Linked DNA regions of Homo sapiens: regions 1, 2, 3, 4, 5 and 6 are each linked to region 7. Evidence: chromatin contacts called from ENCODE Hi-C or POLR2A ChIA-PET data. All regions are on one chromosome and are shown on one strand. The core of a region is the stretch at or near the end of the contact, and the rest is flanking DNA. Distances in the headings are between cores, read along the strand shown.

The links. Hi-C counts contacts between places; a loop is a spot of excess contacts on that map. ChIA-PET counts read pairs that join two places held with the same protein, here RNA polymerase II (POLR2A). Pooled maps may share reads with other maps.
Region 1: a pooled map shows a loop between it and region 7 (11-fold over the local background). The contact joins the promoter of LINC01089 here to the promoter of PXN-AS1 in region 7. A Hi-C loop is called at or near these places in 1 of 37 single-sample maps with no recorded cell type and 9 of 50 pooled maps. POLR2A ChIA-PET finds 5 or more read pairs at or near these places in 5 of 52 experiments (CD4-positive, alpha-beta T cell, CD8-positive, alpha-beta T cell, HepG2 and 2 more).
Region 2: POLR2A ChIA-PET joins it to region 7 with 11 read pairs in activated CD4-positive, alpha-beta T cell. The contact joins the enhancer-like site here to the promoter of PXN-AS1 in region 7. A Hi-C loop is called at or near these places in 2 of 50 pooled maps. POLR2A ChIA-PET finds 5 or more read pairs at or near these places in 3 of 52 experiments (B cell, Caco-2 and activated CD4-positive, alpha-beta T cell).
Region 3: a pooled map of posterior vena cava shows a loop between it and region 7 (5-fold over the local background). The contact joins the enhancer-like site here to the promoter of PXN-AS1 in region 7. A Hi-C loop is called at or near these places in 1 of 50 pooled maps. POLR2A ChIA-PET finds 5 or more read pairs at or near these places in 2 of 52 experiments (GM12878 and activated CD4-positive, alpha-beta T cell).
Region 4: a loop to region 7 is called in a pooled map, with 6 times the contacts of the local background. The contact joins the promoter of RNF34 here to the promoter of PXN-AS1 in region 7. A Hi-C loop is called at or near these places in 5 of 50 pooled maps. POLR2A ChIA-PET finds 5 or more read pairs at or near these places in 4 of 52 experiments (CD4-positive, alpha-beta T cell, K562, activated CD4-positive, alpha-beta T cell and 1 more).
Region 5: a loop to region 7 is called in a map of naive thymus-derived CD4-positive, alpha-beta T cell, with 23 times the contacts of the local background. The contact joins the promoter of PSMD9 here to the promoter of PXN-AS1 in region 7. A Hi-C loop is called at or near these places in 2 of 168 maps with a recorded cell type or tissue (CD4-positive, alpha-beta memory T cell and naive thymus-derived CD4-positive, alpha-beta T cell) and 8 of 50 pooled maps. POLR2A ChIA-PET finds 5 or more read pairs at or near these places in 1 of 52 experiments (BJ).
Region 6: a map of naive thymus-derived CD4-positive, alpha-beta T cell shows a loop between it and region 7 (10-fold over the local background). The contact joins the promoter of CAMKK2 here to the promoter of PXN-AS1 in region 7. A Hi-C loop is called at or near these places in 1 of 168 maps with a recorded cell type or tissue (naive thymus-derived CD4-positive, alpha-beta T cell) and 2 of 50 pooled maps. POLR2A ChIA-PET finds 5 or more read pairs at or near these places in 1 of 52 experiments (activated CD8-positive, alpha-beta memory T cell).

Annotation. Positions count from the first base shown.
Region 1 is chr12:121,801,696-121,805,051 of GRCh38, forward strand. It overlaps LINC01089 (long intergenic non-protein coding RNA 1089), which reads right to left and starts at 1,251. Exons shown (of 4, transcript NR_152740.1): 1 at 936-1,251; 2 at 12-113. SETD1B (SET domain containing 1B, histone lysine methyltransferase) reads left to right here and starts at 2,314. Exons shown (of 17, transcript NM_001353345.2): 1 at 2,314-2,538; 2 at 3,029-3,216. The coding sequence starts at 3,043. RefSeq lists silencers at 1,859-2,108, 2,379-2,508, 2,549-2,608.
Region 2 is chr12:121,528,959-121,532,744 of GRCh38, forward strand. The region is part of intron 8 of KDM2B (lysine demethylase 2B); the gene reads right to left. Among named protein-coding and RNA genes, the nearest start is that of KDM2B-DT, 50 kb to the right of the region's middle. RefSeq lists an enhancer at 540-1,041. Within about 2 kb of position 1,778, at least 23 of the 41 ENCODE cell types and tissues checked have a DNase peak (open chromatin) inside an H3K27ac peak, as active enhancers do; they include B cell, where a contact is called at or near this core.
Region 3 is chr12:121,277,203-121,280,600 of GRCh38, forward strand. The region is part of intron 1 of CAMKK2 (calcium/calmodulin dependent protein kinase kinase 2); the gene reads right to left. Among named protein-coding and RNA genes, the nearest start is that of CAMKK2, 18 kb to the right of the region's middle. Within about 2 kb of position 1,957, at least 18 of the 41 ENCODE cell types and tissues checked have a DNase peak (open chromatin) inside an H3K27ac peak, as active enhancers do.
Region 4 is chr12:121,398,344-121,401,724 of GRCh38, forward strand. It overlaps RNF34 (ring finger protein 34), which reads left to right and starts at 1,775. Exons shown (of 6, transcript NM_025126.4): 1 at 1,775-1,875. The coding sequence starts at 1,870. RefSeq lists enhancers at 1,318-1,397, 1,883-2,414, 2,415-2,946.
Region 5 is chr12:121,887,256-121,890,674 of GRCh38, forward strand. PSMD9 (proteasome 26S subunit, non-ATPase 9) reads left to right here and starts at 1,535. Exons shown (of 6, transcript NM_002813.7): 1 at 1,535-1,739. The coding sequence starts at 1,602. It also overlaps a transcript of HPD not described here. RefSeq lists enhancers at 1,192-1,805, 1,439-1,838, 1,806-2,419.
Region 6 is chr12:121,294,665-121,298,132 of GRCh38, forward strand. It overlaps CAMKK2 (calcium/calmodulin dependent protein kinase kinase 2), which reads right to left and starts at 2,045. Exons shown (of 17, transcript NM_001270485.2): 1 at 1,974-2,045. RefSeq lists a silencer at 1,581-2,730.
Region 7 is chr12:120,199,780-120,203,357 of GRCh38, forward strand. PXN-AS1 (PXN antisense RNA 1) reads left to right here and starts at 1,512. Exons shown (of 4, transcript NR_038924.1): 1 at 1,512-1,647. RPLP0 (ribosomal protein lateral stalk subunit P0) reads right to left here and starts at 1,332. Exons shown (of 8, transcript NM_001002.4): 1 at 1,304-1,332; 2 at 951-1,052. The coding sequence starts at 1,004. RefSeq lists enhancers at 1,018-1,087, 1,488-1,847.

The sequences.
Region 1 (3,356 bases), core at 1-2,500, 1.6 Mb after region 7:
GTTCTTATTACCTTTTTGTAAGTTACACCCTCACGTTCTGCTCCTTCCACTTCTGCAAACTTTCCAGGGTTGGGTAGGCAAAAAGGCGGCTTCGCTGAGGACTGTTTACTGCTCTGGATATAGCAATGGTGTGATCGTCATTAAGAGACAAAAGGCGAAAATACAGTCAAATCAAACAAAAGGCACAAGACGCACCAGCCGCCCAACCACCATAGAAAATACCCCCCACTTAACGTTGGTGTTTGCTGGAACCAGCTAGGACTTGTTTTCCAGTTTTAATCTAGTTTCCTGTGACGGCTTTAGTCTCTCTACACAAAGAAAAGGTCTTCCTTTCCCTCACCCACCAGCTCCCCCCAACCCCCAACACCAAAGACGAGAAAAACAGGGCTGTTTTTCTTCAAATAGATCGATTTTCAAAGAAAGTGTACAAGCTACGGGGAAGAAAGCTGACTAGCATTTAGTGCTGTAAACATTTTCAAAAGCATAAAGCTAGAACCTTAGCTTTATAAAGCAAGATCGTCTCAAGCATCTTAACTGGCTTATATTAGACAAGAGAGACAAAGACATACATGCAGATGAAGGTTCGGAAAATTAAGGACATCTCAGCAACATTAACATCAAAACTGTACTGCGTCAGGACAGAATGGATTGGGTACTTACAATGTAAAAGGTTTTTTAAAAACTAAAAGAGTAACAACTGCTCACAATTTTTTGTTGCTGCCATTTCGCTAGTCCTAAAGCTATATACATTTAAAACATTACCTTGTTAAAAAGAGAGAAGGAGTTAATAAGATGGCCAGGTTTAAGTGTTTAATAGAGGAAACTAGATATATTTAAAAATTTATTGTTCAGTCAAGAGAATACAGATTAAGACAGCTCCAAGCTCCCCCCACCCACCCATAGAACAAAAAGAGGAAAAAAAATATGTCATTTACTTAGGTTTTTTTGGAATTCAAAACTGTTAACTGCTGACATGAATGGTGTGCTATGACCTAGTTATACAAGACAAAGATGGATTCCAAGTCATAAGGAAAAATCCAGATCTTTTTAAAAAGTCTTCTCCAGTCTTCCAACTGTGAGTCCTTGGGCCTGTTGACAAATGTTAAACACACTGAGACGTCCTGAACTGGATGGTAGAGTCAAAGGAAAAACATTCCCCATTTGCAACAAAGGAAAAACCCACTTGGCCATTTAATTCCATTGCAGAAAAATGGCTTCCCTCATCTGTTGGCCTCTCCTTCGTGTCTGATGAAGGATGTTTTGAGATCAGCGTCTAATAACTCAAGCCCTATAGAAGCCGCGCGCTGATTGGCTGCCGCGCCCTGCCGCCCTGCTCCAGCCAATTACCTACCCACGGCCAAATTACAAACCCCGAAAAGAGCCCCAATATGAGCTACACCAGCTCCGAGCCCCGGCGAGGCGGCTCCTGCGCCTCGGCCGCCAGAGAGGAGCGGCAGAGGGGGCTGCAAACGCGTCCTCGCGAAGCCCGGGAGCCTCGGAGTTGAACTCACAAAATGGAAGCCGCGCGCTGATTGGCCGCCGCCACTCCCGGACCTTTAATAAAGAAAGGGGAAGGAAAAGATAAATGCAAAAAAGGGGGACTCTCTCCTCCGCGGGTGGCTGGAGGAAGGGGGGGAAGCATGTGTTCAGGACAATTACAGGGCGCTCCCCTCCAAAAATAAAAACAGAAGAAGGCGTCTATCGCCCAGGTCCAGGCGAGGGCTGCATCCTCCCAGGAATGCGAATGCTAACGTGGTGAACCCTGGTCTCCCTTCCCCAGCTCAGCTCCGGGGAGGGGGTCGCGGGCCGCAGGAGGAAGCCGGAGCGCAGATACCTCGATTGCAACTCCTCTGAGTCGACGCCGGCCTCCCCCCGCGGCTCCCAGCGTCCACACACACCCTCGGCCCCCCAGACCCCAGCCATCTCCCCGGGCCCCGCGCGCCCGCCTCCGGCCCGGGCAGTTTGGAAACAGTTTTGCAGGCCCGGGACGCACGCCGCGGCGGTCGCGGCTCTGAGGGTAGTCCCGGCCGCGGGAGGTAGAGCCCGGGGAGACCCCCTCCCCCGCCAGCCAAGACCCCCACCCCAGTCCCAGAAAAATAAATAAATTAAAAGGCCTTCCCCCGGGGAGGGGGAGGCAGTGTGGGAGCGCGCGAGTGAGGGGTGGGGGGCCGCTGGGGCCCGGGGCTTTGGCGGCGCAGCTGCCGCCGCCGGGAGAGTGCCTGGGGAAGCGGCGAGGAAGGAGAGGGGAGGAGGAAGAGGAGGAGGAGGAGGAAGAGGAGGAGGGTGAGCGCTCGGGTCGGGCTCCTTAGCGGTGTATTGTGGGATGTGCGGCTACTGGGAGCCGAGCCTCCGCCGCCAGCCGCCTCCCGGGCAGCAGCAGCAGCAGCGGCGGCGGCAGCGGCAGCAGCTCCGGGCCCGGCAGCCGCGGCGGCGGCGCCCCCCCTTCCTGGCCCCCGGTCCGGCCGCCCCGGCCTCGGCTCCCTCGGGGGACACCATGTACTGGCTGGCGGCGCAGGGAGGCCGGCGCCCGGCGGGGATGTAAGCGCGGCTCGGGGAGGGAGAGGCCGCGGCCGGCAGCCGGGCGGCCCAAGCCCCCGGCCCCGGCCCTGGCCCGAGCGGGCGAGCGGGCGGGCGGGCGGCGGCGCCGCCAGGCCCTGCCGCCAGCCTCGCGCCAGAGCCGGGCCGAGCTAGCGGGTGAGCGCCACGCCGGGCGGCCGGGCGGGCACCATGGGCCGGAGTCCGCGTCCTCCGGGCGCCCCGGGCCCCGCCAGCCCGCCCAGGGGACCCCCGGGAGCCCCTCGCTGCCGCCCCGAGACGGTGGCCGAGCGGGCGGGCGCGTAATTCTCCCGGAAGGGTTATTCTCTCGCTCCATTCTTGTTTTGGGGGGAGCCAGCGAGACAGCTCCTTTCGGGGCGCGCTGGCAAGGTGGGAGGGGGTGGGGGCCTGCCGATTGGATTCTTTCGCGTGTGTGTAGAAGCGGCCGCCGCCGCCGCCGCGGCGGAGACGACAACAACTTGCTGGTTTTCAGGTTGGGTTAACGGCATGGAGAACAGTCACCCCCCCCACCACCACCACCAGCAGCCCCCGCCGCAGCCCGGCCCTTCGGGCGAGAGGAGGAACCACCATTGGAGAAGTTACAAGTTGATGATTGACCCGGCTCTGAAAAAGGGGCATCATAAACTGTACCGCTACGATGGGCAGCATTTCAGCCTGGCGGTGAGTAGCCGGCGCGCCCCCCCAGCCGTGCCCCGCGTCGTGTCCGGGGAGACGCGCCTAGCGGCCAGGGACCCCCCGCCCGATCCCCCGGCCAACTGTCAGACGGGGCCCCAGCCCTGGAGTTTGACAAGTGCCTCGAG
Region 2 (3,786 bases), core at 528-3,027, 1.3 Mb after region 7:
GAAAGAGAGAATCCTCTCTGAATCATTCTATGAAGCCAGTATCACCCTAATACCCAAACCAGGAAAGGACATAACAAAAAGGAAACTAAAGACCAATATCCCTGATTAACATAGATGCAAAAAACCTCAACAAAATACTAGTAACTAAATCCAACAGCATATCAACAAGATAATCCCTCCATGATCAAGTGGGTTTCATGCCAGGGATGGTTTAACATACACATGTCGATAAATGTGATACACCACGTAAACAGAATTAAAAATTAAAAAATCACACGATCATCTGAATAGACACAGAAAAAGCATTTGACAAAATCCAGCATCCCTTTATGATGAAAGTCTTCCTAAACCATCAGCATCCTATGAGCTTTCAGAGAACTGAAGACTCCATGAACCACGGACTGGGAGGCGTGAGGTCAGTGTGGCAGGAGGAGAGGTGCCTAAGGTCACACTGTGGCAATGAAAACTCAGGTCAGAGGTGGGAAATGCCAGAATTCAATTCTCTGCTTCAATACAGAAAAACTCCCATCCAGGGAGCTGCAAACCCTTTCTGGGTTTCCCAAGACTCTCTCCTCAAAGCCACAAATCAAGTACCACGAATCTCAGATGTGTGTCTGTACGTGGCTCAGAGGGTGTGAATGCTGGAGAGAATCCCCAGGCCTGGGGAGGACCTAAAATACTCATCTAGGGGCTGGGCGCGGTGGCTCATGTCTGTAATCCCAGCATTTTGGGAGGCCGAGGCGGGTGGATCACTTGACCCTAGGAGTTCGAGACCTGCCTGGACAACATGGCAAAACCCCGTTGCTACTAAAAATACAAAAATTAGCCGGGCATGGTGGCGTGTACCTGTAATCTCAGCTACTAGGGAGGCTGAGGCAGGAGAATCGCTTGAACCCGGGAGGCGGAGGTTGCAGTGAGCCAAGATTGCACCACCATGCTCCAGCCTGGCGACAGAGCAAGACTCTGTCTCAAAAAAAAAAAAAAAGAAGAGCAGGCGCAGTGGCTCACGCCTGTAATCCCAGCACTTTGGGAGGCCAAGGTGGGCAGATCATGAGGTCAGGAGATCAAGACCATCCTGGCTAACACAGTGAAAACGTGTCTCTACTAAAAACACAAAAAATTAGCCAGGCATGGTGGCGGGTGCCTGTGGTCCCAGCTATTCGGGAAGCTGAGGCAGGAGAATGGTGTGAACCCGGGAGGCGGAGCTTGCAGTGAGCCGAGATTGCGCCACTGCACTCCAGCCTGGGCAACAGAGCAAGACTCCCTCTCAAAAAAAAAAAAAAAAAAAAAATACTAATCTAGGTCAGTGGACCCCAGTCTCTGGTCCTTTAGTTTTCACTGGTTGGAAACAGAATGAGAAAAACTATCAAAGTTAAAGTACTATCCTTTATTCTGACATTTTATACTTGTAACTTTTTTAGTGTCAGAATAGACCATGGGGTTTGTTGATCTTAACACCCATCTTTAGCAAAATTATAAGTTGGCAACTCTGTATCTGTTCCTAAGTTTTTTTTCACTGGTCCATGAAATCAATGGCTGGGAACCGCTGAACTATGCTGCACCCTCCCTCCCACCCTACCCCACCCCTGTATCTCAGAGGGTGGCAAATTCCAACTGTCCCTTTTCTACTTCCCAAAACTCCAGGGGAAAAAATCCTGGTATCTCAATGCATGACCCTTCAGGCCAGAAGTCTTTGCCAGGACCTAACTGGACTCCTGCTTGCAGCAACTCAAATGCACATTTCCTCTTCCTGCCTTCAATAGACAGCCACGCCCACACCCCTGCTGCCAGGGCTTCTCAAGACCTCCCCCAGCTTGCTTAAGTCACCAACATCAACACCCACACCATCCCACACAGGGGAAAAGTGATGAGCCACCTCCCAGCTCTGCATAAGGCCTGGACAGAGAGACTTAAGGCCTGTTAGGCTCAGAGGATGGGGTTGGGAGGGAACTTGAGGGTCCCAGAGTTCAGCTCCACCCCACCACCATTGTAGAGAGAGCTGAGGTGCAGAGAGAGGAAGAGACCAGCTAACGTCACAGAGTCAGCAGCAAGGCCAAGAGCCTTCCAGTCATCCTTTGAATCCAGGGCCAATCCAGCAACACCTGCAGAGTGGATTGAGCACAGCTTAGAAGGAGGATGCCACCTCCTTCCCGAGTCTCCACTACTCCACATCTGCCAGGGTGTCCCCTATAAACGCTGACCACCAAGTGCAGTTCCCTTCCATCCCAAGCAGGGGTCGGTCCCTTCCCTGAGCCAAGCAGGTCTGAGGACAGACCTGGGGCCATGGTAACAAAGTCATCCCCGCACTAAACCCTGCTACTTCCAAATGCCAAATCTCCCTAATAGGGAAGTCTCCAGTTTCTGCCCAACTTTCTAGAAGCACCCAGGTGTTGGAGGCCCCATCCCCATAGCAGGAACTGCTACTACAACCACCACTAGTGCTTGATGTCCAGACCTAAGACCAGTTTCTAGCCCAACTCTCAGAAACATCTTGGTGGCCTCAAAGGATACTCCTATCCTCTGGTCCAAGCTTCCACCCAGTTGTAGATTGTCTGCAAGCACCTTGAGTCATCCATATCTACTTTCTACTTGTATGCCTCCAGTGACAGGGAGCTCACTACCTAACAGAGCAAGTTATTTCAACACCACTCGGCTATACTCCTTTCAGGAGACAATCCTTCACCTGGCTGACTGCAGTTACCATATGCCTTCACTTCCTCATGTAAAGCAACCCAATTCCTCCTTCAAACACATCTCACCTGATGTGGTTTCCAGACACACCCACACCCCACTTCAGGTTGATTTAACCTCCAAAGTACAATGACCAAGAGGAACAAAACCTCCTTCCTACAGGCTAGGTGCGGTGGCTCACATGTGTAATCCTAGCACTTTGGGAGGCCAAGGAGGGAGAATCCCTTGAGGCCAGGAGTTGGAGACCAGCCGGGACAACATGGCAAAACCCCACCTCTACTAAAAATACAAAAATTAGCTGGGCATGTTGGCGCACGTCTGTAATCCCAGCTACTTGGGAGGCTGAGACTTGGGAGGCTGAGACTTGGGAGGCTGACATGAGAACTGCTTGAACCTGGGAGGTGAAGGTTGCAGTGAGCCAAGATCACGCCACTGCACCCTAGCCTGGGTGACAGAGCAAGACTGTCTCAAAAAAAAAAGAAAAAAAGCACAACTCCTATGTGTGGCCTGACCCCCTCCCTCTACACAGCAGGACTATCACCTCTCTCATCCTAGGTAGAATGCTTCCATTAATGCAACCTAAGAGATAATTCCCTGACCCCTAGGTCATCAGCCACATCTACTAGTGACTGAGCCAGGAACCAGCCAAAAGCCCTTAGTCCATCTCCAGTGAACTGGAGGCAAGGAGATCTGAACTCACTCAGCCCTCATGACCACCCTGGGGAAATCTTAATCCTATTTTACAGATGGGAATAGAGGCACGAAGAAGTGAAGTCACAGCCTCTAAGTGGTCGATCCAGAATTCCACCTGAGGCCATGCACAGCCCTTCCCCAGACCCTGCCTCAGGGCAAACCCACCCCCATTACCCAACACACAATCTCCACAGGAAGTCCTGCACAGGGATTCGAGTCTCCCCTGAGAGGGCCCAAGGCCTTCTCCAAGGGAGAGAGAATTCCAGCCCGTAGGTGGTAGATACAGGTGGGATGTGAGGGGAAAACTGCACGGCTTTTCCCTCCAGCCCACGGCTGGCTCCCCTCGGGGACTGCCAATGGCCTGTCAAACCCACCAGGCCCAGAGCAACCCTCAGGGGGCCT
Region 3 (3,398 bases), core at 707-3,206, 1.1 Mb after region 7:
GGGCCTGACTCATGCACACAGAGTGTGTGGTAAGAGAACGCCAAAGAGTCCAATCATGCGGCAAGATGTTCAACCTCACAGTAAGAGAACTGCAAATTCAAACTACAATCAGGCAGCCTGGTGGCTCCCCAAAAAGTTAAACGTAGAGTTGCCATATAACCAGCAATTCCTCTCCTAGGTATAGACCCAAAAGAATTGAAGGTAGGGATTCAAACGGATACTTGTACACTAATGTTCATAGCAACATCATTCACAATAGCCAAAAGGTATAACCAAGTGTCCATCAACAGACGAATGAATAAACAAAATGTGGCAGAGCCATACAACAGAATACTATACAGCCACAAAAAAGAAGGAAACTCTGACTCACACTACAACACAGACGAACCGTGAAGACATACGCTAAGTGAAGCAAGCCAGATACTAAAGGACAAGTGTTGTAAGATTTCAGTTACATGAAGTATCTAGAATAGTCAAATTCAGGCCAGATGCAGTGGTTCGCACCTGTAATCCCAACACCTTGGGAGGCCAAGGCAGGCAGATCACTTGAGGTTAGGAGTTCCAGATAAGCCCGGCCAATATGGTGAAACCCCATCTCTACTAAAAATACAAAAATTAGCCAGGCGTGGTGTTGGGCACCTGTCATCCCAGCTACTCAGGAGGCTGAAGCAGGAGAATCACTTGAACCCGGGAGGCACAGGTTGCAGTGAGGCGAGATTGCGCCACTGCACTCCAGCCTGGGTAACAGAGCAAGACTCCATCTAAAATAAATAAATAAATAAAAAGTGTTTTAAAGGAAAGAAAATACCTGTAACCATGATCGGAGTTATGATGATAAGGCCTAGGATGCTACGGGATCAGACGGGGCAGGAGGTCAGGAGAGGGGAGCAGTTGGTCTTATCTCCTATTTCTCTGTCCCCCATTCCCCCTTACTGTATCTCAGAAAGAAATCATCAACTCTGTCCCTGTCTCAGTTTCCCCATCAATGAGAGAATACAACTCAAGTTTGATATTTCTCTATGGCCCTAGCTGCTGCTACTTTACTTCTCCTTCTCATGGTCCTTATGTCCCAGAAGAGGAAACTCAAGATACCCTGAAGTTCAACAGCTTAAGGTCATTGACATCCTGTAAAGTTGGTGCCCATCTGATAGTCATAGGATTAGATGAACCAAGCACTCAGAATCATGCCCTGCAAGTGGTTAAGTACTCAAAAACTATTACTTCAACAAACACCTGTTGGATGCTATGGTTTGACTCTGTGTCCTCTCCCAAATCTCACCTTGAATTGTACTCCCATAATTCCCGTGTGTTGTGGGAGGGACCCAGTGGGAGATAATTGAATCACGGGGGCGGGTTCCCCCATACTGTTCTCATGGTGGTAAGCCTCACGAGATCTGATGGTTTTATCAGGGGGTTCCGCTTTTGCATCTTCCTCATTCTCGCTGCCTGCTGCCGTCCATGTAAGACCGGACTTGCTCCTCCTTGACTTCCGCCATGATTATGGGGCTTCCCCAGCCAAGTGGAACTATAAGTCCAGTTAAACCTTTCTGTTGTAAATTGCCCAGTCTCGGGTATGTCTTTATCAGCAGCGTGAAAACGGACTAATACAGATGCCCATGGCCTGCTCTGGTAGGTAGCCTATGCTCTGGAATGTTCCCACGAGGACCAATGTCCAAGCGAGCTGGCCTGCTCTTAAGTGTGTCCCTCAGCCCTGGCTGTGTGGCCTGCGTCCCCCAGGGCAGGCAGTCAGTCTCTCCCCTATCCTAGAGCTGCCTCTGATAGGGCTGCAAGAGTTCCTGAGAAGAAAATGAGGCTGAGCAGTGCCTGGGAAAGTCAATGGAGATTTGTTTTTTTCTCACCAACAGGAAAACAATTGCTTATCGAACTCTACACCAGGCCAAGGGCACTGAGCCATCCGCCCCCAGCAAGGCTGCTTTTAATCGGCCTCCTTGGCAAGCTGGCATCTGGCCCGGGCCTCCCTCACAGCTCTGACGGAGTCTCGGCCTCTGCGGTCTGTTGGAGGATGGAGAGGAGAGACAGCTCAGACCCCGGGCAGGGACGTCGGCGCTGGCAGGGCAAGCGTGAAACCCCAGAGCTCAGCAGAGAGGAGCCCCAGGGACGCAGGCCCTGACAGGAAGAGATGCATCCAGGGGCTTCTGGCCTCACAGACACCTAGAGTCTAGGCCAGTGTCCTGAACGGTTTGGGGGTCACAGACCCTACAAAGATCTGATGAAAGCTACCAACACTCTGTGCAGAAGAAATCATGCAAAAAGACAATAGTTTAGCCTGGAAACAGCAACGGCTAACATTCAACTGAGCTCTCATCAGGCACCCAGCACGGAGATAACCGCCTGGCCATGTAACCCTCACAGGACCAGGCCCTCTGCCAGGGAAGGACAGTGAAGCATTCGATTCCAGAGGGCGGAGCGTGAGAGGAGGACTTTTTTGCAAAGTTGCTTGGATTTGACAAAATGTCAGCCCTGGCCCTGCATCCTTCCCCATGAAATCCAGGCAGAGGCCATCCCCCAAGGCCTTGCCTCTACCCTGTTCCCTCTCACAGGGCAGCTCATCACGAGCCACCAGAGCCTTCCTGGAGCAGATGGACCCGGGACCCGGGCCAGGATGAGGGAAACGCTCCTTCCTCTGCCAGGAAGCTGAGTGGCGCAGGCCTCCAGGAAACACCTTCTCATTTCCTAGGGGCTGTTTCCAACCTGCATCCGCTACCTCCCGCGCAGCAAGCTGCCAGTGGGTGCCAAAGAGGTGCTCCCGAGCCCGGACACACCTGTGCAGGCTCCCCCGAGGTTGCCTCATCCTGGGCACAACAAAAAGGCCCAAAACAGCTCCGAGGATCCTGCCAAGGCCACGGACGATGTCCTGCCCGGGACATCAATGTCCTCCTTGGGAAAATGGGCTCAGCCAGCCAAAGTCAGGGACCCCAAACGGAGGGACCGGCTAAAGCCATGGCAGAAGAACATGGATTGTGAAGATTTTATGGACATTTATTAGTTCCCCAAATTAATACTTTTGTAATTTCTTATGCCTGTCTTTACTGCAATCTCTAAACATAAATTGTAAAGATTTCATGGACACTTATCACTTCCCCAGTCAATACCCTCGTGATTTCTTATGCCTGTCTTATTTAATCTCTTAATCCTGTCAGTTGAGGAGGATGTATATCGTCTCAGGACCCTGTGATAATTGCATTAACTGCACAAATTGTACAGCATGTGTGTTTGTGCAATATGAAATCTGAGCACCTTGAAAAAAGAACAGGATAACAGCAATCGTTCAGGGAATAAGAGAGATAACCTTAAACTCTGATCGCCGGTGAGCCGGGCAGAACAGAGCCATATTTCTCTTCTTTCAAAAGCAAATGGGAGAAATATCGCTGAATTCT
Region 4 (3,381 bases), core at 525-3,024, 1.2 Mb after region 7:
CCTGGGCGACAGAGCGAGACTCCGTCTCAAAAAAAAAAAAATTTTTTTTTTTAAGAATTGTCAGGCATTTTCATAGCAGCTGCATCATTTTACATTCCCACCATTCATGTATGAAGATTCCAAATTCTCCACATCCTCACCATCTATTTTCTTTCTTTTTAATGTTACCCATCCTTGCAGGCGCACAGCGGTATCCATGGATTTGATGTGCATTTCCTTGATAGTTAATGATGTTGAGCATCTTTCATGTGCTTATTAACTCTGGAGGTAGACCTGCCAGGCCTTTTCTAATGAGGGACAACCATGGCTTTGTACCCCAAGAACATTTTTATTGAGTTGCTTTGTGTCTAGATCATTAGGAGAATTAATTAATACTTTCTCTTCCAATGAAGCTCAGCTGCGTCCTACATCGTGAATGAAAGGCTTTCTGTACATTTTTCCAAAAAAAACCTAGGACTATTATGGATAAGAAGTGACATTATCTGAGCAGCACTTGAAGCAAGAGAAATACATACTCTGATGCATTATTTCAGTCTAAGGAAGTGGCCTGCCACGCACTCTCTCTCTCTCCGTGTGTTTTAATCTAATATAGCACAACTTGTCGAAGCAAATCTATAATGTATATAAATAACAGAACAGTCTTAGGTCCTCATGAAGAGCGAACTGACTTTTTTATGTTTAAAATCTTAAATACTGGTTAAGTTAGAGGTGAGATTAAAAAGTGTAGGAAAATCGGCTGGGCCCGGTGGCTAATCTCAGCACTTTGGAAGGCCGAGGTGGGCGGCTCACCTGAGGCCAGGAGTTCTAGACCAGCCTGGCCAACACAGTGAAAACCAGTCTCTACTAAAAATAGAAAAAATTAGCCGGGTGTGGGGCGGGCGCACGAAGTCCCAGCTACTAGGGAGGCTGAGGCAGGAGAATCCTTTGAACCCGGGAGACGGAGGTTGCAGTGAGCCGAGATCACACTATTGCACTCCAGCCTGGGCAAGAGCAAGACCTTGTCAAAAATAAAAAAAAGGTGTAGGAAAATAAACTGTCATCCAGTACAGCTGAAGAAATCGATACCTTAATTTACAACCTCAGTTTCTCTGTCCAAAGGCAATTCCAAGACTCGAGCAAATTCTTTTATTATGCTACGATTTTGGTTATTTTGAATACAGCTTTTCAAAGAGCCCTTGGGATTTGAGAGCCCTTGGTTTTCTAAGTGTTTTCAATAAGTCTTGTTTTTAAAGGCCGCGTCCTAGCGAGTGCAGCTGCCGCTCCTTACCGGACCCACGAGTGAGGAGCCCCGAGGTCATCACCGAGCATGAACGCGGGAACGTCTGGGAAGGAAATCTGAGGCCCTGCTCTGACGGTCATAACAAAGGCCTTCGAGCCAACCGGCGTGTTCAAATTCACCACGGCCCTTCCCGCGCTCCCCTCCCCGGAAACTTGACCACCTAGCCCAGAAAGCCGCAGCAGCTTCCTCAGGGACGCTATCTCCCATTTCAAACACCCAACCGAGAAAGCAGCGCCGCAGCGCGCCTTCCGCCACGCCCAGGTCCGCAGGTCTTCGCTCGGGGCGGAAAAGAATCCTCCCCGCGCACTCCCAGCCAGGAGGAACGCCAGAGGCCCCGCCCAATCCCTGTCGCTTCATTGGCTCTGGTGACCGGCCTCCCGAAAGTCGGCTTCCTATTGGTCGTCGTGGCCGCCGCTCTGCGCTTTTACCGGGGCACGCGGCGAGCGTGACCACGCCCCTTACGTCCGGACGCTCGGTCGCCTCCCGGGGCGCGGTAATCACCGCCCAGAGGGAAGGAGGTCGGCAGTGTGAGGAGCTGCTATGGTGCTGAGTTTCCTGGTAGAGCCGGCCGAGCTGAGGCGGTCGCGGCCATGAAGGTGAGGGGCCGGTGGAGCCGGACAGACCCTCCTCGCCAATCCTATCCTGCCAGGGCACCTGAAGCGCCTCCTTTCTTTCCGCCTTAGCGGTTACCTAGTCGTCATCTCGGAGAGCTGCGCTGAGGGGGGTCGCTTGCCCGGCTTCAGGTGCCCCAACCGAGCCAGGGCAGGCTGCCGGACCCTCTCGAGCTCCTCCAGTGCCACCCCCGTCAGCGACCCGAGCGGTGGGGAGAAGCCGGGCGTCCCTAGCGTTCGCGCCGGGTGGGCCCCTCTCTGCGCCGGGCCCTGTGCGCCTCCTCGGGGGCCTGAGGCAGAGCCGCCAGGGCTCGCCTGAGCCTCGGTCCCTTGGCGCGCGGCGTGCCCTTTCCCGCCCCGAGTCCTTGAACTAACCCAAGTGTTGGGGACATCGTGGGACCGAGGAGAACAGGAGGGGTGCAGGGGGTGGTGAGGCTAGGGCCAGGCTAACGGGTTAAAGAACTCTCAGGGTGGGGATGCCACCCGGAAGGGGTGCTTCGTAGGCTGCACGTCGGGGCCGCGAACTAGAGAAGGCTGGATGTGCCTCCATCGCCACTAGGTAAACGCAGCAAGGAATTTGGCAGCTTGAGTTCTCCAAGGTGGGAGTGAGAGCGTGGGAGCATTACTGATGAGAAGTTGAAGAAAAGGGGAAAGGGGAGCGGGGTTTCCGGCCTACTTCTGAGAGATGATTCTCAACCCGATCACTGAGAGTTCTGAAGAGCTTTGTGAACAGCAGTCAGTTCAGGGTATTGATTCATTTGCCGAACTCAAACCAAGTGGGATGAGTCATAAGGTGATGATAACTTTCAGACCTAGATGGTTTCGTTAATCTCAGTGCAGAGGTGTGCTGGGGGTGGGTAATCTAGCAGGTGAGCTGCTAGATTAACGCTGTCTCCATAAAGCGTCAAAGATTTACTATAGAAGATTGAAAAAGAGTGTCAGCTGGTCACAGAAATTCAGCACATGTTTTGTTGAACGTTTTCTGTGCGTTAGCCAAGAGGGAGACATGGTGAAGAGAAGTAATTCAAAATACAGTCTCATCCCTTAGGAAGGCAGTTTACCATTCAAAAGAAGAGTTATTTGTAAGTAACCATATTACAAGGCAGAAGGCTATAGGTATCAAAAAAAAAAAAAAAAAAAAGGCAGGGACAAAACACAGGAGCCAGAAAGGATACTTCTGGCTACAGAAAGCAAGGAATATTTTTGGAATAGGTAACTTTGGAACTGTGCCTTGAAGTATGAGGATATTGTAAAAGCTTATTTTTAACTTTCCAGTTTAGTTATAAAATATTATTACAGCTTGAAATATCTATTAAAGTATCTAGAAGTAGCTTTATTTCCTGAAAACCACCCTCTGCTGTGTTAAGATCCAAAAACAAAGCAGGGATCTTTATATATAATGCCTCGAAGAATCAGTATCTTTATTAATATTAAATTTGTGGCCCATTAAGGAACTAGCTATCGAAGGAAAGAATTAGAGACAGGTCCAGT
Region 5 (3,419 bases), core at 285-2,784, 1.7 Mb after region 7:
TGCCCAGGCTAGTCTCAAACTCCTGGACCTAAGGGATCCTCCTGCCTTGATCTCCCAGCATAATGGGACTACAGGTATGAGCCACTGCACCTGTATTTCTCTCTCTCTCTCTCTCGATAATGTTAGAAATGTTAGTTTATTTTTGAGGGGTGCGGTAGCTCACTCCTGTAATCCCAGCACTTTGAAAGGCCGAGCTGGGCTGGATCACTTGAGGCCAGGGGTTCGAGACCTCAGCCTCCTGAGTACCTGGGATTACAGGTGTGTGCCACCACACCCGGCTAATATTTTATATTTTTGGTAGAGACAGGGTTTCACCATGTTGGCGAGGCTAGTCTCAAACTCCTGACCTCAAATGATCTGCTTGCCACAGCCTCCCAAAGTGCTGGGATTATAGGCATGAGCCACCACACCTGGCCCATTGCATTTAGTTGATGCACATCTTTAGTGTTCTTAAATCTAGGCAATTGCATATCCGCCTCCTTTCTCTGTCCCCCACCCCTTATTCCCCATGTGTATTTCACAACATTGACTTTTTTTGAAGTTTTCAGGCCAGTTGTTTTGAAGTATGTCCCTTCTTTTGGATATGTCTGTTTTCCAATGATTAGATTCAGGGCAAACATGTTTGAATACTACACAGATGACCGCTGAGCCCTTTTCAAGACAAAATATTAGAGGCACATGGTCAGATATCAAAGTTGATTGTTTAGGTAAGCTGGGTTGGAATTTTGGCCTCACATTTTGCTAGTTGGGTAAATTGGTTATTGAGACGGTTTTCTCAGCTGTCAAATTGGGATGTAATAATCTAGCTTCATGAGGTTGTTGAATTAATATATGTAAGGCATTTAGAACAGCGTCTGGCACATTATAAGTATCAATAAATAAACACTGTTACCGTTATTATTATCACTACGATTTTTAGAGGCCTTAACAGGAACATCCAGCACCTTCAACAGTATATGGCTCATAGGAATCATTCCATGAATATTTGTTAGCAGAAGGACAGCTCTATGAGATAGATTGCTATCAATTACTGCCCCATTTTACAGATGAGGAAACTGAGGCCCAGAGAAGCCAAGTAGTGACCTAGGGTCACACAGATTGCCGTTAAGTGGCAAGATACGGGGTGTGTACTCAGGCATATCGGATCTGTAAAGTGAGGGATAAGGAACCTTAATGTATTTTGTAAATCCTCCAGGGCTGTGTGGATGTGAAGAACTGAATTGGAGCGCCACGCAGCGGTTCTCTGGCGTACAGTATCCATCCATACAGTAGGCGCTCAATAAATGTCTGCTGCACGAATGAGAAAATGAGTCAGCTGGGGCGAGATCATCCCCTAGCGTTGGTGTGCAATTGCGTGGGGATCCATTGCTTCCGACGCTACTCCTGCCGGGTCACCACAGGCGCACGTGTTCCGGCAGGGCGCGGCTTCCGGTGACCCAGCTCCGCCCTAAGCCCCATCCCAAGCCCCGCCCCTTGACTGTTCTCGCGTTCGCGGACGGCTGTGGTGTTTTGGCGCATGGGCGGAGCCGTAGTTACGGTCGACTGGGGCGTCGTCCCTAGCCCGGGAGCCGGGTCTCTGGAGTCGCGGCCCGGGGTTCACGATGTCCGACGAGGAAGCGAGGCAGAGCGGAGGCTCCTCGCAGGCCGGCGTCGTGACTGTCAGCGACGTCCAGGAGCTGATGCGGCGCAAGGAGGAGATAGAAGCGCAGATCAAGGCCAACTATGACGTGCTGGAAAGCGTGAGTGTGGGTTCGGGGCGCCCCAAGTCGCCTAACCCGGCCCGGAGTCCCTGGGGTACTGGGATGCCAGGGCGGCCTCAGTTTGGGCGCTCCGCAACGGATCTCCCTGGGAGGCCCAAGGCGCCGCAAGTGCGGCCTCTGTCGGCACAAGAAGGCAGGCAAAGAACTTTAGCAACTGAAGAGTTAGCCATATTGATATCCAGCAAGAGTTTGTGGAGCCCTGCTGTGTGCTAGGCGCTGGTTTAAGTGCTGTGCATTGTTGAGTTAATTTAATCTTTGCAACAACCCTTTGAGGTGGATGCTGTTACTCTTTCCATTTTAGGGAGGGGGAAACAGGTGTTACTTGGTGATTAAACAGCTGTCATGTGCCTCGCTGACTGCCTTATCTTAATTTTGTACTTTTTGTAAAGACAGAGTCTCACTGTGTTGCCCAGGTTGGTATCGAACTCATGGCCTCAAGCGATCCTTCCACCTCGGCCTTTCAAAGTGCTGGGATTACAGGCGTGAGCTACTGCACCCGGCATTTGCTGATTGTATCGTGAATTCTTAAACTTCAGTGTGTATATGAATTACCTGGGGATCTTATTAAAATGCAGATTTTGTTTGAGGCAAGGGAGCAGATTCTGCATTTGTAGCAAACTCCCAGCAATGCTGATGCTAGTGGTCTAAGGACCGAACTTTGAGTTACAAATAAGGCTCATCATCCTTATTGCATAAGGAGGAAACTGAGGCCCAGAGTGGGGCAAACGCCTATCTAAGGTCATGTAGTTCGGAAGTGGCAGTGGTGGGTCTGGCTCAAAAGCTGATGCAGGTTTTCTTATGCCATCTAGTGTAAAATCACAGATCAGTTTGCAGAGGAAGATGCAATTAATTATGCCCAAGTAGGGTGGGATGGAATGCATTTTAGGTGATGTAAGATGAAGTTTCTTTTTTTTTTGTCTGAGACGGAGTCTTGCTTTGTCACCCAGGCTGGAGTGCAGTGGCTCAATCTCGGCTCACTGCAGCCTCTGCCTCCTGGGTTCAAGTGATTCTCCTGCCTCAGCCTCCCGAGTAGTAGGGATTACAGGCGAGCGCCAGTACGCCAGGCTAATTTTTTATTTTAAGTAAAAGCAGGGTTTCACCATGTTGGTCAGGCCGGTGTTGGATTCCTGACCTCAGGTGATCCGCCCACCTTGGCCTCCCCAAGTGCTGGGATTACAGGCGTGAGCCACCGCGTCCGGCCATAAGATGAAGTTTCATACGGAGGGCCAGAGAACCATTTTACTGGGTGCTGACTATATGCTCAAAGTGGGATTCAGACTTCAGGTCTGTTACATTCAGAACCTGTGCTTTCAAGCAAATTACCAGCAATTTCTCAAACTTTAGTTTACTTTCTACCACATGCAGTATACTATATGCATATACCACTTGTGTTATTCCTTTGATATTTTTATTTAAATAGATCTACTTTTAATCTTATATAAATGTATTATTATTGTTATTATTATTATTGAGACAGGGTCTCGCTCTGTTGCCCAGGCTGGAGTTCAGTGGCACCATCTTGGTTCACTGCAGCCTCAATCTCCTGGTGTCAAGCAATCCTCCCACCTCAGCCTCCCAAGTAGCTGAGACTGCAGGTACGTGCCACCACGCCCAGCTAATTTTTGTATTTTTTGTAGCTATGGGGTCTCACTATGTTGC
Region 6 (3,468 bases), core at 795-3,294, 1.1 Mb after region 7:
ACTTCTCTGAGCCCTTCTATAAAATGGGGCTAAATCCTAGCAACACTGCAGGATTTCTGTAAACCTCAGTCTCCTAATCTCTACTATGGGGTTAAAATTCCCTACGTTGTAGGATTTGGTAGGCATTAAATGAGATAATGCATGTAACACATAGCACAGAATCTGGCAGGCAGCAAGAACTCAATAGATGTTAGTTTTTAATACTGTTATTATTATTATTGTCCAGGGCCAGGTGGCAGCTCATGCCTGTAATCCTAGCACTTGGGAGACTGACGTAGGCGGATCACTTGAGGTAAGGAGTTCAAGACCAGCCTGACCAACATGGTGAAACCCCTTCTCTACTAAAAATACAGAAATTAGCCAGGCATGGTGGTGGGCGCCTGTAATCCCAGCTACTGGAGAGGCTGAGGCATGAGAATCGCTTGAACCCGGGAGGCGGAGGTTGCAGTGAGCCAAGATTGTGCCACTGCACTCCACCCTGGGCAACAGAGACTCCGTCTCAAAATAAATAAATAAGTATTCTTATTATTATCCAAGTTAGGGGCTCATCAAATGATGGCTATTACTCTTCATTACAAAAATATGTTTTGCGTCCTCATCACCAATGCCTGCTTCCTCCATAGGAAGGGTGTGTGTCACCAATGCCTGCTTCCTCCATAGGAAGGGTGTATGAGCAGCAGTCTGGAAGGGGTATGTGGGGCTTGCCCTAAAGCTGCATTTGCATGGCATGCACACTATTTATTCTGAAACTGCATGTTTTTGTGGGGTGATTAGGGAAGAGGGTGGCTAACTCCCCCAAAGCCCTCCCCTTGTTGCAGCCCCCGCCTCCTCCAAGGAACAAAGGAGCTTATGGGGACATAAAGCCATCCTCTTCTCTCTCCTCTGGGGGCAGAGCTAGGGGAGGGGGAGTGGTAAATGGCAGCACAGCTCTAGGGCACCTGAAGTTTCTATCCCCTGCGTGGAGACTCCAAACACCAGGCTGGGGAAGGTAAAAGTAGCCTGTAGGGAGATGGACGCTGCAGGTCCCATCCGGAGGCCAGGTATCCCTCTCTTGCTGATAGCACTGAGACGCCCTCCCCAAAGCTCAGCCTTCTCGGGGAGATCGGAGGGGCTGAGCTGCATCCTGTCCAGCACTAAGTGAGAGTGGCCAGGAGGGCAGGCTGGCAGAGCTGTGAAAGCACCCACTTCCCCAGCTAGGCAGTGCAGGGGCTGGGGGAAAGCCAGGAAAAGCTCAAGGCTGGGTCGGGTGGCACCCCAGGCACAGAGCCCCAATGCTGAGAGGGGCTGGGTCCAGTGTCCCTGAGAGTCAGGCGGACGCCTCTCCGCATTCACAGCATACTGCAACCCCGAGGTGAATTTAGGTCAGAAGGACCAAGCCTGTGAGGCTCCGGCTGAGAGAAGAGGTGCGGTGGGGGTGGTCAAAGGGCAGACCGAAGACAGCCAAAGGTCCCCTAGGTCCCCACAACTGCTGGCCTAGGGTCCTGCCACCTGGTGTCCAAGCCACCAGGGCCTGGGTTTGCCCCGAGACAGGCAGGCTGCGGGGTGGGGGTGCTCCAAGTCCGCTGGTCCTCTCTTCCCCGGAACGCTCCAGATTTCCCCACCTGTCAAACGCGAGGGGCTGGGCCTAGGCCGCCTCCACGAACCCTGACGGACCCGGCCCCCGGTGACCCCGGTTCCAAACTCCAGGACCGCCCCTGCCACCCGGACAGGGCGCGGCCCAGCCGAGGAGGCCATCCCGAGGCCCAGGGCGCCCAGAGGACGCGGGGGAAGGGCTGTCGGGGACCGTGTCCCTCCACGTGGCGGGGCGTGGGGAGGCGCACGTGGGGTCCCTCCGTGTTGGGAGCCCCAGGCCAGCCTCCGGGCTTTGTGTGCCATGCCGGCGGCGGTCCCCCGCCTCGAGAGGGAAACGGAGCGGGCGCCCGGGGCCGCGGCGGCTGCGTCCCTTGCCCCGGGCCCGGCTACCGCCAGCTCACCTGGGCTCCGCGCCGCCGCCGCCTCCCGCGCTCTGCGCCCCCAGCTCGGCTCGGCTCGGCTCAGCTTGCTCTGCGCGGCCGCGCGCTCCTCTCCTCCGCCCGGGCGGCGGGCGCGCGGGGGGCGGGGGCGGGAGGAGCCGCCCGGCTCGGCTTGGGCGCGTCGCCGCCCCGGGCAGCGCGGGGATTGGCCACGGCGGCGGGAAACCCGAAAGCGGAACCGCCCGCGCCCGCCGCGCACCGCCCCCTGCGCGCCCCCGCCGGCTCGGCCCTGCGCCGGGGAGGGGTGGGGAGGCGGGAGCCTGCAAAGACGAAAGTAGCGAAGAGGCGAAGGGCAAGGAGCAGAAAGGGAGGAGGCGAAGAACGGGGGAAGAGAGGCCCGGCCGGGAGGATCGGAGGCGGCTGGGAGGAGAGCCTGGAGGGGCGCGGAGCGCAGGAGGTGGCGCCGCAACTTTGTACCCGCTCGCCCGCGGCGCGCACCTGCCCAGGTTCTTCCCGCGGCGCCCTCGGGCGGGCCGCGCCGGCAGCGCTTGCTTTGTTTAGCCAAATGCCGGGGCTGCAGGGCGCCTCCGGGCTGACCCTGGGAAAGTTCCCCCAAGCCGGCAAGAACACCCGGGGCCCCTCCTGTGGCGACCCGGCTGCTGCCCCTGCGCTAGGCGCCGGGCGGTGGATGCGGCCTGGACTTTGGGCCACCACCGACTCGGGGGAGCCCCCTTCCGCAGCTGCCTGCCGACTGACCACTTGCTCAGGGCCGGCCCTAAAGGCTGGGGGAAGGCGTTCCTCTCCCATCCCCAGCCCACCTGGATGCACCATTGAAGTTCATTCTGGCTTTTCCAGATGGCTACTTAGATGCTTTTTGTGAAATACAGCATATTCTTCCCATTCTCCCCTTTTTGGCACTTACTTTGCTGGAGCCTTAAGTGTGCGTTGGATCCCCCAGCTGGATAACAGCACTGTGCGGGGAAGAGGAGAAACGAAGACCTGGAGGGCTCCCTGAACCGTCCTACGGGGTCGAGCGACCCAGGGGATGTCTCACTGACCCTGCCAAACAGCCAAAAGGGAATCGAGTTGACAGGAGAGTCAACCTCCAAGTTAATAAAAGGTTCAAAGCCCTCTAGTTAACTGGGTGGATTTCCAGCCCGTTCCGATGTGCTTCTCTTGTATTTCTAGGCCGTAGGGACACTCACATGCAACGAGCCAATGAGAGCTCCACCCCGACTCCCTTTTTTTTTTTTTTTTTTTTCTTTTCTGAAACGGAGTCTCGCTCTGTCGCCCACGCTGGAGTGCAGTGACGCGATCTCGGATCACTGCAACCTCTGCCTCCCAGGTTCAAGCAGTTCTCTGCCTCAGTCTCCCGAGTAGCTGGGATTACAGGCGCCGGCCACCATACTTGGCTAATTTTTGTATTTTTCGTAGAGATGGGGTTTCACCATGTTGTCCAGGCTAATCTTGAATTCCTGACCTCGTGATCCACCCGCCTTGGCCTCCGAAAGTGCTG
Region 7 (3,578 bases), core at 262-2,761:
AGGATAAAAAAGGAATGTTCCAAGTAAGTTGGTCAAGAGGAGGGCTAGATTCACAGCATTAAAAGCACCACGTTAAGCAAATATAGCAACATTATTATTTGTAAAAACAATCTAGGCGTGTTTATCCGGATTGTTACACAATTCCTTTGGGTTTTGTGTCTGAAAACCTTCTAAGTGTGGGAAAATGTAATACAAGCTATGCTCTACAATGCTGCCTAATTGCTTAAGCGCAGTACAGTCAGCATTTCTGGGCAAGGGAGACCCACCTCAAAGGCCATCCAAAAGTCATTGGACACTTAAGTTTCTTGGCTGACAGGTCCTAAATATGCAACAGCTTGCTTCCTTACAATGAGTCATTCCTGACCTCAGACCTTCTCAAAAATGGAGTAAAACTGTAATGTGCGGCCGGGCGCGGTGGCTCACACCTGTAATCCTAGCACTTAGGGAGGCCGAGGAAGGTGGATCATGAAGTCAAGAGATCGAGACCATCCTGGCCAACATGGTGAATCCCTGTCTCTATTGAAAATACAAAAATTAGCTGGGTGTGGTGTCGCGCCCCTGTAATCCCAGCTACTCGGGAGGCTGAAGCAGGAGAATCGCTTGAACCTGGGAAGCGGAGGTTGCAGTAAGCCAAGATCAAGCCACTGCACTCCAGCCTGGACAACAGAGCGAGACTCCGTTTAAAAAAAAAAAAGTATAAAGCGCGCTCTTTTAGAAGCCAGACAGACCTGGATACGAATGCTGTCATCTTAGGACCCACTTAACTTGCCTGAGCCCGTTTATCTGCAACAGAAGGGACCTATCTCAGGAAATTGTTAACTAAACAGTATTTTCCCAAAAATGGCCTAATTCAGTAGCCGGTGTGAGTAGACCCTCAGCACATAGCAGCTGACTGTCCCTATTTGCGCTGGGGCAACATGAAGAGCAGAGGCGACCCACCCTGCACTTACGATGATCTTAAGGAAGTAGTTGGACTTCCAGGTCGCCCTGTCTTCCCTGGGCATCACGGCGGTGCGTCAGGGATTGCCACGCAGGGTTTAAAGACGATGTCACTGAGGAGAGACAGGGAGCTCAGGCCTGGTCACGCCGACACCCATCCCGCGGTCCCGGGCCTAAGAGGAGCAGGACACGCGCAATCGCCCGCCGGCCCTGCCTAGGGCAGCGGCCGTCATCTCGGGGCGTGCAAGCCGCCACCGAGGCCCCAGGCGGAACAGAATAGGACTCCATGTTCCCAAAGGCCCCCAAAGACCCCTCCATGCTTCCCGCCGGCGACCCCTGGCGCCCATCTAACTAGCACACGAACCTTCCACGAGGACGCCTGGCGAGAGAAGGGCCTCGCGCCCGCGCGTGCCTTTTATAATGCGAACAAAGTAGCCAATCAGAAACCGCGGATAGCGCTCCTGTCTATTGGCTGCGCCATCGCCCGTCAGACAAAGCTGAACGAATACAGGCAACCATTGGATAATATCGCTGCCACTCCAGCCAACGGAAAGCCGCCTTTAAGTAGGGTCGCGAAGGAAGGCGCTGCCTCGCGTTGGAGGAGCTTGCTCTGAGCTGCTGCCACCTGCTGGGCTGGAGCTGGAGCTGGAGCTGCGAATTCGGAGTCCCGGTTCCCTGTGCCACCTGGCGAGCTCAGCAAACTAAAAGGTATGACGTGGAGCTGAGACATAATTGCACATGCTTAGAAACAGAATGGTTTCTCTTTTTTTTTTTTTTTTTGAGACGGAGTGTCGCTCTGTCGCCCAGGCTGGAGCGCAGTGGCGCCATCTCGGCTGACTGCAAGCTCCGCCTCCCGGGTTCACGCCATTCTCCTGCCTCAGCCTCCGGAGTAGCTGGGACTACAGGCGCCCGCCACCGTGCTCGGCTAATTTTTTTTTTGTATTTTTAGTAGAGACGGGGTTTCATCATGTTCTCCAGGATGGTCTCGATCTCCTGACCTCGTGATCTGCCCGCCTCGGCCTCCCAAAGTGCTGGGATTACAGGCGTGACCCGCCGCGCCCGGCCTCAGAATGGTCTCTCGTCTTCTCTAGTTTTTCCGCCTACCAAAACAGAGGGATCCTTTAAAACCTGGCCGGGCGCGGTGGCTCACGCCTATACTCCCAGCACTTCGGGAGGACGAGGCGGGTGGATCACCTGAGGTCAGGAGTTCGAGACTAGCCTGGCCAACATGGCAAAACCCCGTCTCTACTAAAAATACAAAAATTAGCCAGGTGGGGTGGCGCATGCCCGTAATCCCAGCTACTCAGGAGGCCGAGGCAGAAGAATCGCTTGAACCCGGGAGCTGTGAGCTCTGCAGTGAGCTAAGATCACACCATTGCACTCTAGCCTGGGTGACAGAGAGGGACTCCATCTCAAAAAAAAAAAAAAAAAAAAAAAAACCTAAGTCAGCTCATCTCCTTATCTGCTTAAAACTTTCCGTTTCCTACAGAGTAAAAATCTAAAACCTAAAGTACCTACAAGGCCCTTACCTATCTGTCCCTCACGCCCACTCTGATCATCTCAGATGTTTTCCTCCTCACTTACTTGCTTTCTACCCAGATGATGCTCTGCTGCTTTTCCAGAGCAGGCTTTACTTGGGGGCTTTTGCATTAGCCATTCCCTCTTCCTAGAAAACTAGCCAACAAACATCCATAGAATAATTCACCTCCATCAAATCTTTTTTTTTTTTTTTTTTTTTTTTTTTTTTTTTTGAGAAGCAGTCTCACTCCGTTGCCCAGGCTAGAGTGTAGTGGAGCAATCTCAGTTCATTGCAGACTTGACCTCCCAGGCTGAAGTGATCCTCCCACCTCAGCCTCCCAAGTAGCTAGGACTACAGGCACACACCACCACGCCAAGCTAATTTTTTGTACTTTTTGTATAGATGGGGTCTTGCCATGTTGCCTAGGCTGATGTCAAACTTCTGGGCTCAAGCAATCCTCCCACCCTGGCCTCCTAAATTGCTGGGATTACAAGAATGAGACACCTTGCCCAACCCTGAGATCTCTTTTTTTTTTTTTTTTTCACTGAAACCTATGGAATTATGTATTAAATGATCCCCAAAGAATCAGCTATTTCAAAATTAAAAATTATTACAAAGAGCTTCATACATCATGTTATATCCTATATCACACACCATAAAACTGTCAGAAGTAGGCCGGGTGCGGGGGCTCATGCCTGTAATCCCAGCACTTTGGGAGGCTGAGGTGGGCAGATCACGAGGTCAGGAGATCCAGACCATCCTGGCTAACACAGTGAAACCCCGTCTCTACTAAAAAATACCAAAAGTTAGCCAGGAGTGGTGGCGGGCTCCTGTAATTCCAGCTACTTGGGAGGCTGAGGCAGGAGAATTGCTTGAGCCCAGGAGGCAGAGGTTGCAGTGAGCTGAGATTGCGCCACTGTACTCCAGCCTAGGTGACAGAGCAAGATTCCGTCTCAAAAAAAAAAAAAAAAGTTAGAAGTAGCTCGATTTCACGTTACTGTATTTCTTTTTCTTTTCTTTTTTCTTTTCTTTTCTTTTTTTTTTTTTTTTTTTGAGACAGAATTTCACTCTTGTTGCCCAGGGTAGAGTGCAATGGCGTAATCTCGGCTCACCACAACCT